Linked DNA regions of Mus musculus: region 1 is linked to region 2. Evidence: chromatin loops called from intact Hi-C (ENCODE). Cell type or tissue: heart. All regions are shown on one strand.

Region 1 (8,000 bases), 65 kb before region 2:
ACTCTTACCAATGGACAGATAATCTAGACACAATGTAACAGGGAATGTGGAGCTAACCGACATCATAAACCAAAGAAACCTAACAGATATATCTACAAAAAAAACTCACCCAAGCACAAAGAAATATACCTTCTACTCAGCAACTCATGAAACATTCTCAAAAACCTGACCACGTATTTGGGACACAAGTGAGTCTGAATACATACAAGAAACGTGAAATAACCCCCTGCATCCTCTCAGACCACTGTGGATTAAAACTGGATTTCAGCAGCAGAAGCAACAGAAAGCCCACAAACTCATGGAATCTGAACAACTCTCTACTGAACAACTACAGGGTCAAGTCAAAAAGAAAGAAATTAAAGACTTCCTAGAATTCAATGAAAATGAATACACAACATACCCAAAATTATGGAACACCATGAAAGGGAAAGTTCATAGCATTGAGTGCCTTCATAAAGACATTGGAGAGATCTCATACTAGCAACATAACAGCACATCTGAAAGCTCTAGATTTTGAACAAAAAGAAACACACACACAAGCAAGGGGAACCAGAAGCCAGAAATAATAAAATACAGAGGTAAAGTCAGTAAAATAGAAACATAGAAAATAGTACAGGTAATCAATGAAACAAAGAGGTGGTTCTTTAAGAAAATCAACAAGATGGATAAACCTTTATCCAGACAAACTTAAATCCAGAGAAATGCTGGGACCAGCCTTGGCTAAGGGCAGGGTCTATAGAAGGGTGAATGCAAGAGGGGCAAAGGGAAGGTCAGATACAGGATGCCATTCACTTCGTGAGAGGGGAGACATAGAGGAAGCTCCTCTCGACACAACTTTTCCTACTCTGACAGCAATGTCTCCTTCACATGTTATTTAAACATAAAATCATTTCCTCAGAAATTTTATTCATTGATTACACAACTTTTTAAAACACATTTACTACTGAAGTCTTCCTTGATTACATAAAAATATTGAAAAAGGAAAAAACAAACAAATACCAGTTTTATGAGAGCTAAAAATTAAATGATAATAAATCAATTTTCTTTAAACTCAATATCTTCTTCCTTAAGATTGGTGTTGAAAAGCCTTGCGGTTACAGGATTACTCTATTTGGATTTGATTCTCTTTCAGTTTGGCACAAGATGAATAGATCAAAAATTATTTCCTGCTCACACTCCGCTGCAGGCTTACACTGCGCTTCTTGCCGCTGCTCCATCGCCAATCAATCGCAATAGCCGCACTAGTCATTGACAATGGCTCCGGCACGTCAATGACAACGCCCTCAGGGCCATGTTCCCTTCCATCATAGGGCTCCCCCGACACCAGGGTGTCTTGGTGGGCATTGGCCAGAAAGACTCCTACGTGGGTGATGAGGCCCAGAGCAAGAGGGGTATCCTGACCCTGAAGTACCCTGTCGAGCATGGCATTGTCACCAACTGGGACGACATGGAGAAGATCTGGCACCACACCTTCTACAATGAGCTGCGTGTGGCCCCTGAGGAGCACCCGGTGCTTCTGACCGAGGCCCCCCTGAACCCCAAAGCTAACAGAGAGAAGATGACGCAGATAATGTTTGAACCCTTCAATACCCCAGCCTTGTACATCACCATTCAGGTGGTGCTTGCCACGGACTGGGGCTCTGTGGGCCCTCTTCGGTCTGCGGAATCAGAGTCTCAGACAGATGGGCATAGAGTGGGCGAGTGACAAACAGACGTGACAAGAGAACGTGTTGAATCTGAGTGTAATTTATCAAATCCAGCATCAAACTTTTTATACAGAATAACAAGAAACCAGGCGAACACATCCGCTAAGTTACAGTGACACAAAACAAAAGGAATGCATACATCAAAAGATGGCGGGGGACCAGGCCTCATTTACCACTTAGAAAGGAGCCAGGTGTAATGCTAGTCTATTGTTAAACCCACCACCAGGGGTTCTTAGTAAATGCCTGATTATGCTGTTCCTTTGGGCCTAGTGAAGAAACCTGTCCCAGGGGGATTCCCTAACTCTTTCATGGTTACCCCACCTATTTGCTAGGCCATTGTGTCCTAAGGCTACTGTCCTAAATAATCACTCTGCAGACTAGCCCTGAGCTATTCTAGCTCCGTTCGGAAGCACTGGGTGCTCCTCAGGGGCCACACACACGCTTCTCTACTAGAAGTAAATTTGAATGTTACTGAATAGGTAACCTTCTCACTGAATTCCCACTAAATTCCAAGCTCCTCGGCGTCGAGGATTTTCTAGGACATTGCAACACTGGCGAAGGCTTAGCTATGTCAAGCAATCAAATCTTAAAGGCACTTATAATAAAACAATACTGAAAGAGAGCACGTGGATCCATACACCAAACTAACACGGGAAAAGGGTTTGAGTATACGGGCTATGGGAATGCCAAGGTTCCAGGAGGCATAGTTTCCTTGAAACTCATTGCCTCGTGAGTGTTTCCAGGCCTCTTGGCCTGTCAAGCAGACTTCACCGGAGTGGGCGTAGGAGGTGCTCTCCTTGTATGTATCTGGGCGCACCACTGGCATTGTCATGGACTCTGGTGACGGGGTCACACACACAGTGGCCATCTATGACAGCTACACCCTTCCTCACGCCATCTTGTGTCTGGACCTGGTTGGCCAGGACCTGACAGAGTACCTCATGAATTCCTGACTGAACGGGGCTACAGCTTTACCACCACTGCTGAGAGGGAAATTGTGACAAGGAGAAGCTGTGCTATGTTGCCCTGGATTTTGAGCAAGAAAAGGCTACTGCTGCATCATCTTCCTCCTTGGAGAAGAGTTACTAGCTGCCCGATGGGCAGGTGATCACCATTGGCAATGAGCGGTTCTGGTGTCCGGAGGCACTCTTCCAGCATTCCTTCCTGGGCATGGAATCCTGTGGCATCTACGAGACCACCTTCAACTCCATCATGAAGTGTGATGTGGATATCTGCAAAGACCTGTATGCCAATACACTGCTGTCTGGTGGTACCACCATGTACCCAGGCATTGCTGACAGGATGTAGAAGGAGATCACAGCCCTAGCACCCAGCACAATGAAGATTAAGATCATTGCTCCCCCTGAGCGCAAGTACTCAGTCTGGACCTGCGGCTCCATCCTACCTCACTGTCCACCTTCCAGCAGATGTGGATCAGCAAGCAGGAGTATGATGAGTCGGGCCCATCGTCCACTGCAAATGCTTCTAGATGGACTGAGCAGGTGCCAGGCATCTGCTGCATGAGCTGGTATTGAAGTATCGATTTGCCCTGGCAAATGTACACACCTCATGCTAGCCTCATGAAACTGGAATAAGCCTTTGAAAAGAAATTTGTCCTTGAAGCGTGTATCTGATATCAGCACTGGATCATAGAACTTGCTGATTTTTGACCTTGTATTCAAGTTAACTGCTCCCTTGGTATATGTTTAACACCCTGTGCATATCTTGATTCAGTCCTTAGTTCATGTGGCTCGGTCACTTGGGGCTGGGGAGAACACGCAGTGGAAGAGAAAGGCCCAGCCTGGTGGATCTCTGTGAGCACCACGGAGTGATCTGTGCAGGGTATTAACCAACAGCAGACTTCCAGGATTTCCCGAGGCTGGCAAGGGCTCCTGAACCAGTTACCACTCCTTCTTGCCAGTCTAACAGGGTGGGAAAGTCCGAGCCTTAGGACCCAGTTTCCGTTCTGGTTTCTTCCCTCCTGACCACCATCGGTTGTTAGTTGCCTTGAGTTGGGAACGTTTGCATCGACACCTGTAAATGTATTCATTCTTTAATTTATGTAAGGTTTTGTTGTACTCAATTCTTTAAGAAATGACAAATTTTGGTTTTCTACTGTTCAGTGAGAACATTAGGCCCCAGCAACACGTCATTGTGTAAAGAAATTAAAGTGCTTCAGTAACTGAAAAAAAAAAAAAATTTCCTACTACCTATGATATCAAGCTTGGCTTTCTACAAGAGTTCAATCTCTGACTCTCATTTAATTCTTCCATTCCTTCACACACATATATATATATATATATATATATATATATATATATATATATATACTTTTTTTTTTTTTTTTTTTTTTTGGTTTTTCGAAACAGGGTTCTCTGTATAGCCCTGGCTGTCCTGGAACTCACTTTGTAGACCAGGCTGGCTTCGAACTCAGAAATCCGCCTGCCTCTGCCTCCTGAGTGCTAGAATTAAAAGTGTGCGCCACCACACCCGGCTCTATATTTCTTTTATATTTGACATAAGATCGCCTTTTTTTTTTCCTTTGTCTCTAAAAACAAATTGTGCAGCCCGTTGCTTAGGCAAAAGGAGTTTTGTCAGAAAAGTTCAGATCTAACAGATCTGTTCAGGATGGCAGGCAGTTCACTGAGCCAAGCTGCCTTCCTCTGTGTCCCTGTCATGAATCCTTGATTCGGTACAATTCAGTAGGCTTCATCCAAGAAATGCAGAGATGGTTCAGTAAGTGAAAATCAGTCCTGGAAGGTAGCTGGAAGGACCCGGCAGAGCGCAACACGAGGGTTGGTTGTCCTTCGGGTGGGCACCGCAGCGGCGGGCGGTGCCCAGCTTCCCTTCCCCCACAGTCTGGTACAGAGTCTGCCTTCCCGCGCGCTCTTCCCGGCCGCTGCCTTTAGAGGGCGCACGTGCAGCAGCCGCTCTCTCCGGCAGGATCGCCGCGATGGCCGCCCAGGGAGAGCCGCAGGTCCAGTTCAAGGTCGTCCTGGTGGGCGACGGCGGCACCGGAAAGACGACATTCATGAAGCGCCACTTGACCGGAGAGTTTGAGAAGGAGTATGTAGCCACCCTGGGCGTGGAGGTGCACACATTAGTCTTCCATACCAACAGAGGACCTATCAAGTTCAATGTGTGGGACACAGCCGGTCAGGAGAAGTTCGGGGGGCTGCGCGATGGCTACTACATCCAAGCCCAGTGTGCCATTATAATGTTTGACGTAACATCAAGAGTTACTTACAAGAATGTGCCTAGCTGGCATAAAGATCTAGTGCGTGTGTGTGAAAACATCCCCATTGTATTGTGTGGCAACAAAGTGGATGTTAAAGACATGAAAGTGAAGGCAAAACCTATTCTCTTCCACCGAAAGAAGAATCTTCAGTACTATGACATTTCTGCCAGAAGTAACTACAACTTTGAAAAGCCTTTCTTCTGGCTTGCCAGAAAGCTCATTGGAGATCCTAACTTGGAGTTCGTTGCCATGCCTGCTCTTGCCCCACCTGAGGTAGTCATGGACCCAGCTTTGGCAGCACAGTACGAGCATGATTTAGAGGTTGCTCAGACGACTGCTCTCCCAGATGAGGAAGATGACCTGTGAGAAAGTGAAGCTGGAGCCCTGCGTCAGAAGTCTATTTTAGGCAACTGTCCTGTGATGCCAGCCAGCGGTGCAGTGTGTGTGCCACCTTATTTAGCTAAAGGAGATCGTGCAATTCATTGGGATGCTGAAGGAGATGAATGGGCTTCGGAGTGAATGTGGCAGTTAAAATACACCTTCATTTTTTTGGACTTGCGTATTTAGCCCCCTGGAACAGAGTTGTTCTGGATTTCAAAGATAAGACTGCTACCGTAGCATCACAATAGTCAGTGGTGAAATCTTGTTTGTAACTGTCATTCCCACTCTTTCATTTAGAATCAGAATAAAGTTGTATTTCATATTTGAAATATCTTCTAAATATCTTCTAAAAAAGAGAAAAATAAAATCAGCAAATGTAATCTATCACATAAACAAATTAAAAGGGGAAAAAAAACATGATCATATCTTTAGATGCACAAAGGGCCTTTGACAAAATCCAACACCTCTTTATCATAAAACTCCTTGAGAGCCTAGGGATACAAAAGACATACCAAACATAGCAAAGGCAATATAAAGCAATCTGATAAGCCGGGAGTGGTGGTGCCTTTAATTAAATGCCTTTAATCCCAGCATTTGAAAGGCAAAGGCAGGCGAATTTCTTTTTTTTTTAAGATTTATTTATTTATTATATGTAAGTACACTGTAGCTGTCCTCAGATACTCCAGAAGAGGGCATCAGATGATTGTGACCACCTTGTGGTTGCTGGGATTTGAACTCGGGACCTTTGGAAGAGCAGTCGCGCTCTTAACCACTGAGCCATCTCGCCAGCCCCCAGAGAATTTCTGAGCTCAAGGCCTGCCTGGTCTACAAAAGTGAGTTCCAGGACAGCCAGGGCTATACAGAGAAACCCTGTCTTGAAAACCCAAAAAAAAAGCAATCTGATAGCAAACATCAAATTAAAGGGAGATAAATTCAAAGCAGTTCTACCAAAATAAGGAGGAAGACAAGCTGTCCACTCTTTACATATCTATTGACTATTATACTTGAAGTTTTACCTAGAGCAATAAGACAACTGAAGGAAATCAAGGGGATACAAGTTATTTTTCAAAAAATAGTCAAAGTATTGATGTTTGTAGATTATATAATAGTATACATAAGTGACCTTAAAAAAATCCACAAAGGGGGTTGGGGATTTAGCTCAGTGGTAGAGCGCTTGCCTAGCAAGCGCAAGGCCCTGGGTTCGGTCCTCAGCTCTGGAAAAAAAAAAAATCCACAAGGGAGCCGGGCGTGGTGGCGCACGCCTTTAATCCCAGCACTTGGAAGGCAGAGGCAGGCAGATTTCTGAGTTCGAGGCCATCCTGGTCTGCAGAGTGAATTCCGGGACAGCCAGGGCTACACAGAGAAACCCTGTCTTGGAAAACAAAACAAAAAACAAACAAACAAAAAAATCCACAAGGGAAATCCTACAGCTGATAAATACTTTCAACAAAGTAACTAGATACAAGCTTAACTTTTAAAAATCAGCAGCCCCTACAAGTAGCAAATGGACTGAGAAAGAAATTGGGAAAACAACACCTTTTACAATAGCCTCAAATAACGTAAAATATCTTGAGGTAACTCTAACAAAGCCAAGGAAAGACCTGTATGACAAAAACTTCGAGTCTTGGAAGAAAGAAATTGAAGAAGATATTAGCCAGGCAGTGGTGGTGCTTGCCTTTAATCCCAGCACTTGGGAGGCAGAGGCAGGCAGATTTCTGAGTTCAAGGCCAGCCTGGTCTAGAGTAAGTTCCAGGACAGCCAGGGCTATACAGAGAAACCCTGCCTCAAAAAAAAAAAAAAAAAAAAAAAAGAAAGAAAGAAAGAAAGAAAGAGAGAGAGAGGGGGGGGGGGGGAGGGAGGGAGGGAGGGAGGGAGGAAGGAAGGAAGGAAGGAAGGAAGGAAGGAAGGAAGGAAGGAAGGAAGGAAGGAAGGAAGGGGAAAGATATCAGAAAATGGAGAGATCTCCCATGATCATGGGTCAACAGGATTAACATAGTAACAATGGCCCTTCTACCAAAAGCAATCTGCAGATTCAATGCAATCCTCATCAGAATTCCAACTCAATTCTTTACAGACTTTGAAAGGACAATTCTCAACATCATATGGAAAAACAAAAGATCCAGGATATCAAAAATAATCCTGAACAATAAAAAAACTGCTGGAAGTATCACTATCCCTGACTTCACATTGTACTACAGAGCTGTAGTAATAAAAACTATATGGTATTGGCATTAAAAACACAGTGATCAATGGAATCAAACTGAAGACCCAGTCATAAGTCCACACACCTATGGATACCTAATTTTATTTATAAAGAAGCTAAAAAAAAACACTAAAAAAAATAGAAATCATCTTCAGCAAATGATACTGGTCAAACTGTATGTCTGCATGTAGAAGAATGCAAATTGATCCATATTTGTCACCCTGCACAAAGCTTAAGTCCAAATGGATCAAAGACCTCAACATAAAGCCAGACATACTGAACCTGATAGAAGAGAAAGTAGAGGATAGCCTTGCACACATCGGCACAAAAGACAACTTCTTTAACAGAACATCAATAGCACAAGCACTAAGGCTGACAATACAATGGGACCTCATGAAACTGAAAAGCATCTGTAAGGCAAAGGACACTTCAAATATGGACAAAGAGACAGCCTACAGAATAGGAAAAGATT
Region 2 (8,000 bases):
TTTAAACTCACCTCACATTTATATTATGTATTTTTCTGTTGCAGTAAGTAGGAAAATTTGAAATCTTTAACTCCTTTACTAATACTAAAAAAGCAAAAAAAAAAAAAAAAAGCCCAGCGTGGTGGCGCACTTGGGAGGCAGAGGCAGGCCGATTTCTGAGTTCGAGGCCAGCCTGGTCTACAAAGTGAGTTCCAGGACAGCCAGGGCTACATAGAGAAACCCTGTCTCGGGGAAAGAAAAAAAAGCAGTGAAGCCCAGACTGAAATTGTAATGCAAGTAAGTTAGGTACCAGGCTGTATTCTGGAATGAATACCAAGCAAAAAACATTCAGTACAGAGTCTGGGTTCAACTACTAACAGAAAAGAATTTGCATGCATACATGCAAAGAATAAAATAAAACAATCAAGAGCTAGACAGAGGCAAGAACTGTGGAATATTGAGACAAGCACAGAACCAGGCAGCTCTGGCTCCACACCACGAAGAGGGGCCACTTACAAATCCCAAATGTCTTCCCTGCTGCTAAGTCTCAAAAACAAAGAACCCCAGAGATGAAGTGACAATACCAAGGGCCTAGGACACAAACTCCCAGTAGACTTAAGGAACTGAGAAGGGGGCTAAAGTTGAGATAGAGTGAGGCTGGGTCAGAGACAAATACCCATAGGCAAGCAAGGTGACAAAGTGGTCAAGCTTTCTTCCAGCAAGACAAGAACCTTCTCCCACATAATGATGCTGGACAGTTAAGAAAAGGAAACTTCACTTGCTCAAAACGCTATAATGTAGTTGTCTTATGTACACAACTCCAACAACTGGCCCTTCTAGGCCAGGTCTCAGGCCCTGTTGCCAACATCAGCAGGGACACTCGAGAACTACAAGGAACTGGCTTTGCAGTCAGAGATCTACACAAAAGCAGGAACTTAGCTTTAACATCCATTTTCCCCTTCCTTGAATGAAAGTCAAATCTACACTACCCAGGTCTCATGAGGGAGTAAAATTTGCCATCCACTTTACCCACCCTTCTATAACAACACCAGTCTATTTGAGCCAAAATCCACCTATCTTCACAATACCAATTATAGCTAGTTAGGCACCTAGCATAACCCAAGCCACATGCTATATATACACACTGCTCCATTTCAACTCAGCTCCAGCTTTCCAACTAATGCTTGGAGCATTTTCTCTTAAGAGAAAATAAAAATAAAAACTAAATGAGCCTCAGTTTCCTGCTCAATAAACAGAAAACTATTTTGTCCTCAGAAGACTGTTACAAGTAATTCACTTAGAACTGTTTAGAGCCTGGTGGTGGTGGCTCACACCTCAAGCAGAAGGCAGAGGCAAGAGGATCTCTGTGAGTTCAAGGACAGCTCGGGCTACACAGAAACCTGAAACCTTCTCAGAAAAAAGCAGATTTTAAGAGTTTAACAAATTTCCTTGCCTTGACAAGGAAGGAGTTTAATTACAACTATAGTCAGTATGTACCACTAATTTCAAAAACCCAGTAAACAAAGCATCGATGATCAGCATACAGGTAACAGATTAGACTGTCAGATAAAGAGTAATGAAGGTATTTGAACTCAGGTATGTTCAATCCCTAAGCCCTATACTCTAAAGCAATACACTACTCAAAGCAGAAAAGCTCACCAAGGACACTCAGAATAATTACTTTTCCACGTGTACTGTTTTAGCTACTCTCTCCTCAATTCCAGCTTCATTTCAAATAATTCTCAAGGTCTCATCCAGTGCCCCAACACAAGACAGCTTAAGTCTCAACCCTCAAGAAATTTAAACTCTTCGGTCTCAAAAAAGAAGAGGTTGTAGAGAATGTCTTGTAAATCAACGTTTTCCTCGGTATCCCTAAATCCGCCAGCACCAACATAGCCTGCTTGCCTTTCTGATCCAAATTCATAGTACAAGATCTTACCTTGGGAGCACCTGCCTCCACTAACCTGTTAATGGGCCAGCTCCCTCTTCCCCATTCTGTTGAATATTTTACAATCCCTATAGTGTAACTGGCTTTAGGTACCCGAGTTTGGAATGATACAGGACCTGGGCTTTGCCTAAAACCGATAAGTTTAGGGATTGTTAGGGATATGGAAAACAGATATTGTCTGCCGCCAAAAAAAGCCCCAAGGCATACATGATTTATGCTCAACAGGAGCACAAAGAACGCAGACTTCCCTCTTTGGCGGGCAAACAAGTGTAGGACACATTTTTATCTAAGACACCGCAAAGCCGGAGACGGAGACGGAGACAGAAACATCGAGGTAGGAGAGTTCTGGAGAAATCAAAAAAATATGAACAGGCTCGAAACCTACAAGCAGCGGGAGATTGCACTGCCAGTCCACGTGAAGGAAAAGGAAAGGAGGGGGGGGGGCTGATTCACCACCGCCATTTTGGAAACAAAGGGGGCGTGGAGAAAAGAAAAGTACGCACGACCGGAAGCGGAAGTGCCAAGGCAGCAAAAGAAAATGACAGAATTTAGAGACCAAAATTCATCTTTCTCAAGTAAAAGACAAAAATTTAAAACGACAACAGAAAAGCTTCACATTACGGAATCCCGCGCGCTCTCAAGGCATCTACTTAACAAAACGCGCCGCCTCCGCCGAGACCACGTGGGCGCGGGCTATTGCGGCGCGCACGCGCCCTGAGCCTCGCCCGCCACCCCTTCCCTCAGCGCCGAGAGGAGGTCACGTGAGCTCGGCGCGCGCGGCACGGACGGGGGGGTGGGGGGGTAGCGTGCGGCCCTAGGGAAGCGAACAAGAGAGGGAAATGGCGGGGGGGCACAGGGCGAAGCAAGAAGCCACCCCACAACCCCGGCGCCCTCACCTTGTTTATTCTCGTTGAGCTGCCGCTCGAACTCGTCGAAGTCCGACATGCTTAGGCGGCCGCGTAGGGCCCTGTGCAGCTCTCGCCTCGCCTTGCCGCCCGCCCGCTCCGGCTACTTCCGCCGCTGGCTTCGGCTACTTCCGGCCCCCGCCGGCACTCCGTCGCCTACCTAATCAAGCCCCAAGCCCCGCCCCTCCCAGGCTCCACCCCCTCGTCCCGCCCGACCCGCCCCCCCCCGGAACTTCCCCGAGCTCGGCTCCGAAGCCTGTCGGCTGTTCTCGGACGGAGCAGTCGGAAGGCGGCGGTCGCCGTCAAAATCACCCGAAGCGAGGATTATGCCGGCTGCCCGAGTTTCGGTAACTTTTCGGAAACTAGCGTTTCAACGTTCGGAGGATTCCGCGAGTCTTCGCGTTCCCCGACACCAGCCCCCTCTAAAGACACGGATTTTCCTACAACTCAAACCGTCTGTCTCTGGCCTCCTCTGGAAATCCGTCCCACCCCTCGCCGACCCTGTCCAAGCGGTCAGTCACTTCCAACAATCCTAACCGTCCGGGCCTTCGGCTCTTTCCGAAGGTTTCCAGCGCTCGCTCACCGCCCCTCTAGAGATTAAGCCCGATTCTAGTCTTCGGCTCTTTCCGGAGGCGCCACAGGGTCACTCCGCCCCTTCCGGAGAATATCGGTCCCTTCCGCCACTGCTTCGGGAAGGTCTCACGCCCAGGAGGGAAGTTCGGCTCTTTCCGCTCTTGCTTCGGCTCCTTTCGGCTTAAAGACCCGAAAAGGGAGGGAGGACTGATGGGAGGTGGGCCAGATAGCTACGGGGGAGGGGGCGGGGTCTCAGCTTTCGGTCCCTAGCTCTCTAGGAGAAAACTGAAAAAACTGACCTCGCGGAAGGCCAGAGAAAGTGTGTGGGACAGTAGCAGCCAGTGCGACAAAGGGTGTTCGAGGCCGCTGCGGAGGTTGTTAGCTCAGCTTGGGACGCCTGCGCACGGTGATTGGAGAGGGGTTTCTGCGCCTGCGTAGCGGTCTAGGGCACGTTTTTCTCAGCGCTCCGGAGGATCCGCCATTCTAAATCCACATTGCGCGTGCGCCCGATCTCCTCCCACACACCCCTTCCCCCACCGCCAACCTCAGCCCCCAAGGCACTAACTTCAAGACGGTTAAACCTGACTGCTCTCTCCCGGTTGCCAAGGCAATCGCGTTAAATTGTCCGCCCCTGCTCCTGCTGCGCAAGCGCCGAATGTGACACCTCCGAGAGATCTCCTGACCCCTGGCGGGCAGGCGGAAAAGAGTCTACCCAGCGCCCCGGTACCTCCTCCGGGCTGGCTCAGCTAAACGTTCATTGAATCAATGCCCCAGGCGCTGCCTTCTTAAAGTCGTCTTACCTCAGTTTCTCCTACTGCTCCGCTTCCCACCTCTGCCTCCTGGGGCTAATTACACCCTACCCTCCCCAACCTCTCTAGAGGCTTCTGGCTGAGCGCTCCTGTCCCAGTCTCCGTGGCGACGGCCACCCCTTCCCAGCATATTCCCTTCCTAGTAAGACCTGGGGCCCAGTTTATTGAAAATTTTCATGTCTCTTTAATTTAAACTCTCAGAATAATACTCTGTCTTTGCATGGGATGCAGATGGGCTACTCCTGGCTAAGGAGGCCTAGCTGGCAGCCCCTGCGGGGTGAAATGGAGACGGGGTGCCTAGCGTGTGCGGCCGAGAAGCAGGGCCCAGTGCTCAGGAAGGGCAGCTTCTAGCCCTGGCGGTGCCCCGGGAAGGCCGACCTAGCCAGCAATCTGCTGGGGGGGAGGCGTGCGGGGCGGCGGCATCACCGCTTGAAGCGGTAGGTGATGGGCAGGAGCAGCTTGCTCTTCTTGAGAGCCTGCACCTTCTTGAGAGTCTCGTCGTCCAGTGCCAGGAAGCAGCGGCGGGAATACTCTAGCAGGCGCTCCTTGGATGGATCGAACTCTCCCACCTCAGCCAGCTTTTCGGGAGCCACAATGAGTAGCTCTGCGATGGGCGTGGTCAGCGCCACGGTGTTCCTGTCCACACGGTGGTGCTCGAAGGCTCTGGACATGCTCTTCAGCTTCTGGAAGGTGCCCAGGATCTTCTTGTAGCGGCAGAGGACCCCATCAGCATCCTTCACTGCAGGACCAAGAGGACAGAAAGAGGAGGACTGGAAAAGACACTCATGAGGGAAGGAGACATGGGGGAACCCAGGTAGAAACAGGAAGGCAGGCATAAAGAGGAAAAGGGGTGAAAGGCACACAGATTTGAAAACAAGCAAGCAAGAAATCATGGAAGTGGGGACACATGAGGAGCCCCATACAGGAAGAGAAAGGATAACAAGATGGAAAACAGTTAAGACCTGAGCAAGAAGTAGACCAGGGAAATTGAAGGCAGGCCTGGACACCAGAAGAAAGGAGATGGGCCCAGAGACCTCCTTTCTGATGACACAGGACTAAATCTGCTGGTTGGTGTAAAACGAAATTTAAAATTAACTCAGGACCGAAAAGGGCTGTGAGATGAAGTTGAGTCTGATTGTTTTGTATATGGAGAGTTAGGGCATCACTGTAGAGCTCACACTGCGATTCTGGGTACACAACCCCTCAACACACCCATCACATGTACCCACTCCCCACTCACCCCGCTGCCTCTCTCGAGCCTTGGTCTTCCCAAATCGCTTCCGGCTAGTACTTCCCTTCTGCTTCTGCCTCTTCCTTTCACTGGCACTTCCGTCTTCGGAAACCCCGCTGAAGGAGGAGGCTGCCGACTCGGGGTCTGAGGCTTCTCCAACCCCAGCCCTGCTGTCCCCATCAACCCTCCGAGGTCCAGGCTTCATCCGGCAGTAGTCCTCTAAAGAGAGACAAAAGTGAACTGTGACACAATGTCCTATAATTGCCCTGAGGGGGGAAAGATGGACATGGAGGCCAAGTCCTCGGAATGAGGGCAGGGTGAAGTCCCCAAGTAGAGACATTAGCTACACTGAATGCCATAGAGCCAGCTGGGATTCGGGGAATAGTGTGAGCATTTTTCTAGGCTCTGAACTTGACTGAAACAGGTCCAGGGAATTCATGAGAATCTGTGACTATGCAGAGTTTCTGTGGGGGAAATGTATCCTGGGGAGCTCCAGAGTGAAGAGTCAAAATCCGAGAGGCAGACAGTGCCTCTGGGTAGGAGGATTGGATATCAGACTCCTACAGAAGTCAGGGTTCAGTTTGGGTACTGGGAAATGCTAACTACCTTCCCCTAGATAGGGAGCCAACTCAGACTCAGCATCTTCTGAAGGATGAACTCCTGAGAACTGAAACCAAGACTCTGCCCAGTCATACCAGGGAAAGATAGGAGTCACCCTGGATAGAGCTCTCAGTATAGGAAGAGAGGGTATGCATGTCCCCATCCCAGTGCTAGGTCCCTTTACTAGAGCTTTTGCCATGGTTAGCAATGAGAAAGCCTGCCAGCAGCTCAGCTGGATACAGAGGTTAGGGTTATGGCCTGAATAAAGGCTAAGTACTCCAAGAAACCAGGGCTAAAGCTCTGGGAAAGGGCAGCCTTGAGTGGGGAATGTGCTGGGAATGGCAGTCAACACAGGTTAATGAGATAGGGCCCTGCCTGTCAGAAGAGGTGACACCACCATGCTGTTACTAGTTGTAGATTAGAGCAAGACAAGGGAGTGGGATCCGCTCAGGACCCTAAGGTGAAGCTTAGGAGACAGAGGTACTGGGACCCCCACAGCCTTTGAAGAATAAGAAACATGAGGCATGATAATGTAGAGCAGGGTAGAGGGAAGACAGAACCCTGATTGGTATTTCAGGGTACCTCTAATGGATGATGACTGCATCATTCAGAAATCCTGGGGTGCTGGCAGGGCCCCTCTGAGGAATCCAGTAGACTGCAATGGGTCTACTGACAAAGGGACATTTCCCCTAAGATGAGGAACCTGGGCTGGAAATATAGACTCTGGGAGACAGTTATGCCAAGTGCTTGAGGCTGATGAGTTACAGGGCAGTCTCATCACAAGATAGGAAATGAGAGAAGTCTTTGAAATCAAGAAGGAAATGGCTGGGGAAGGCCCTAAAATAGGCATGGGCCTTAGTGGAAGGATAAGATGCCAAGTCCCCATCAGGTCCAACCAACATTGGGTGTTGAATTCTGCGGGTCCTGGGGGACTGTGTGCCCCCACCTGCATCCATCCGGGCAGAGGAAATGAATTTGTCCAGCTGACACCGCAAGAAGTCCCTCTCCTCCTCCAGGTCCTCAATGCGCTTCTGCAACCACGAGTTCCTCTCCAGTGCCATGTGCAGCTGGGCCTTAACACTGCTCATCAGGGCCAGGGTTGGGGAGGCGCCCTCTGGAGGCTCTAAGAACAGCAGGGACGGAGGTCATGCCCCAGGGTGAGGCAGTACCCCACCTGACTCCAGTCCCTCCAATGCCCTTTCTCAGCTCACCCTCAACATTTCTCCGAGACGGACTCAGACGGTATAAGATTTGTGAGTCTAAGTGGGGTGCCTCTTCAAAGGGAATGGAGATCTCAAAGGTCTCTTCGTCCTTCACTGCAGAGAGGTCAGCAGAGGTCACCCCAGAAGTGGCCTGAACCTTATAGACCACCCCCAACCATTGCTGTCCCATGGACAGAGGGAACCAGAATGTCAGACCAAGGATGGGAAAAGAAAGGGTCCCCAGGTGCCTCACTTGTCCGCCAACGGTTGTTTCTGTCATTCATATCGAGGAGGCTTCCTGCAGACCCAGCAACTGAGCCCTTGGGGGCACTGGACAGAAGCAGGTCACCAAAAGTCGGCAGTCCCTGGAGAGGTGGAATACCTGTCCCTCCGGAGTAAGGAAGGATCACCAGTCTGAGGGAGGAAAGGACCCATACTTCTGGACAGAGTCAGAGGCTTCCAAAGTATGTACCCAGAGCGAGGGGGCTCAGCGAGAGGAATCTTGGTTGTGAAGGGGCTCGGCCCTTAAATTCTTTGGTTCCTCGTGGGGTCAACACCACAGGGAGACCTGGCCTGAATGAGAAAGCCCTTCATCATGGCCCATCTCCGAACCCAATGCCATAAATGGAGAAACAACCACCCCTAACTTCCATTCTTGGGGTAGGGGGTCCATCCTGCAAGCGTTCCCCTGTCCCAGCCGCCCATTCCTCCCGCACTCGCGTGGGCGAGTAAAGCCCCTCCCCGAAGTGGGAG

The links. A loop is a pair of places that touch in the nucleus more often than their neighbours do. Peaks named below come from ENCODE experiments on the same cell type or tissue, not always from the same donor. Only the 100,000 strongest peaks of a DNase experiment are listed, where the experiment ranks them.
Region 1: it touches region 2 in a loop (9-fold over the local background); 7 of 42 quality-filtered maps call a loop at or near these places.

The regions. Positions count from the first base shown.
Region 1 is chr7:5,122,589-5,130,588 of GRCm38, reverse strand. It overlaps Rasl2-9 (RAS-like, family 2, locus 9), which reads left to right and starts at 4,639. Exons shown (of 1, transcript NM_009028.2): 1 at 4,639-5,647. The coding sequence starts at 4,660. The coding sequence ends at 5,310. It also overlaps the pseudogene Gm47692. In heart, a CTCF peak has its summit at 4,610; a DNase peak (open chromatin) is centred at 4,638; H3K4me3 peaks cover 832 bases; H3K27ac peaks cover 716 bases.
Region 2 is chr7:5,057,160-5,065,159 of GRCm38, reverse strand. Ccdc106 (coiled-coil domain containing 106) reads right to left here. Exons shown (of 5, transcript NM_146178.2): 1 at 7,501-8,000; 2 at 7,257-7,361; 3 at 6,992-7,168; 4 at 5,455-5,664; 5 at 4,375-4,953. The coding sequence starts at 7,531. The coding sequence ends at 4,637. It overlaps U2af2 (U2 small nuclear ribonucleoprotein auxiliary factor (U2AF) 2), which reads right to left and starts at 3,017. Exons shown (of 12, transcript NM_133671.3): 1 at 2,824-3,017. The coding sequence starts at 2,872. In heart, CTCF peaks have their summits at 4,095 and 4,854; DNase peaks (open chromatin) are centred at 2,949, 3,589, 4,019, 4,789 and 2 weaker places; H3K4me3 peaks cover 4,925 bases; H3K27ac peaks cover 3,878 bases; H3K27me3 peaks cover 1,982 bases.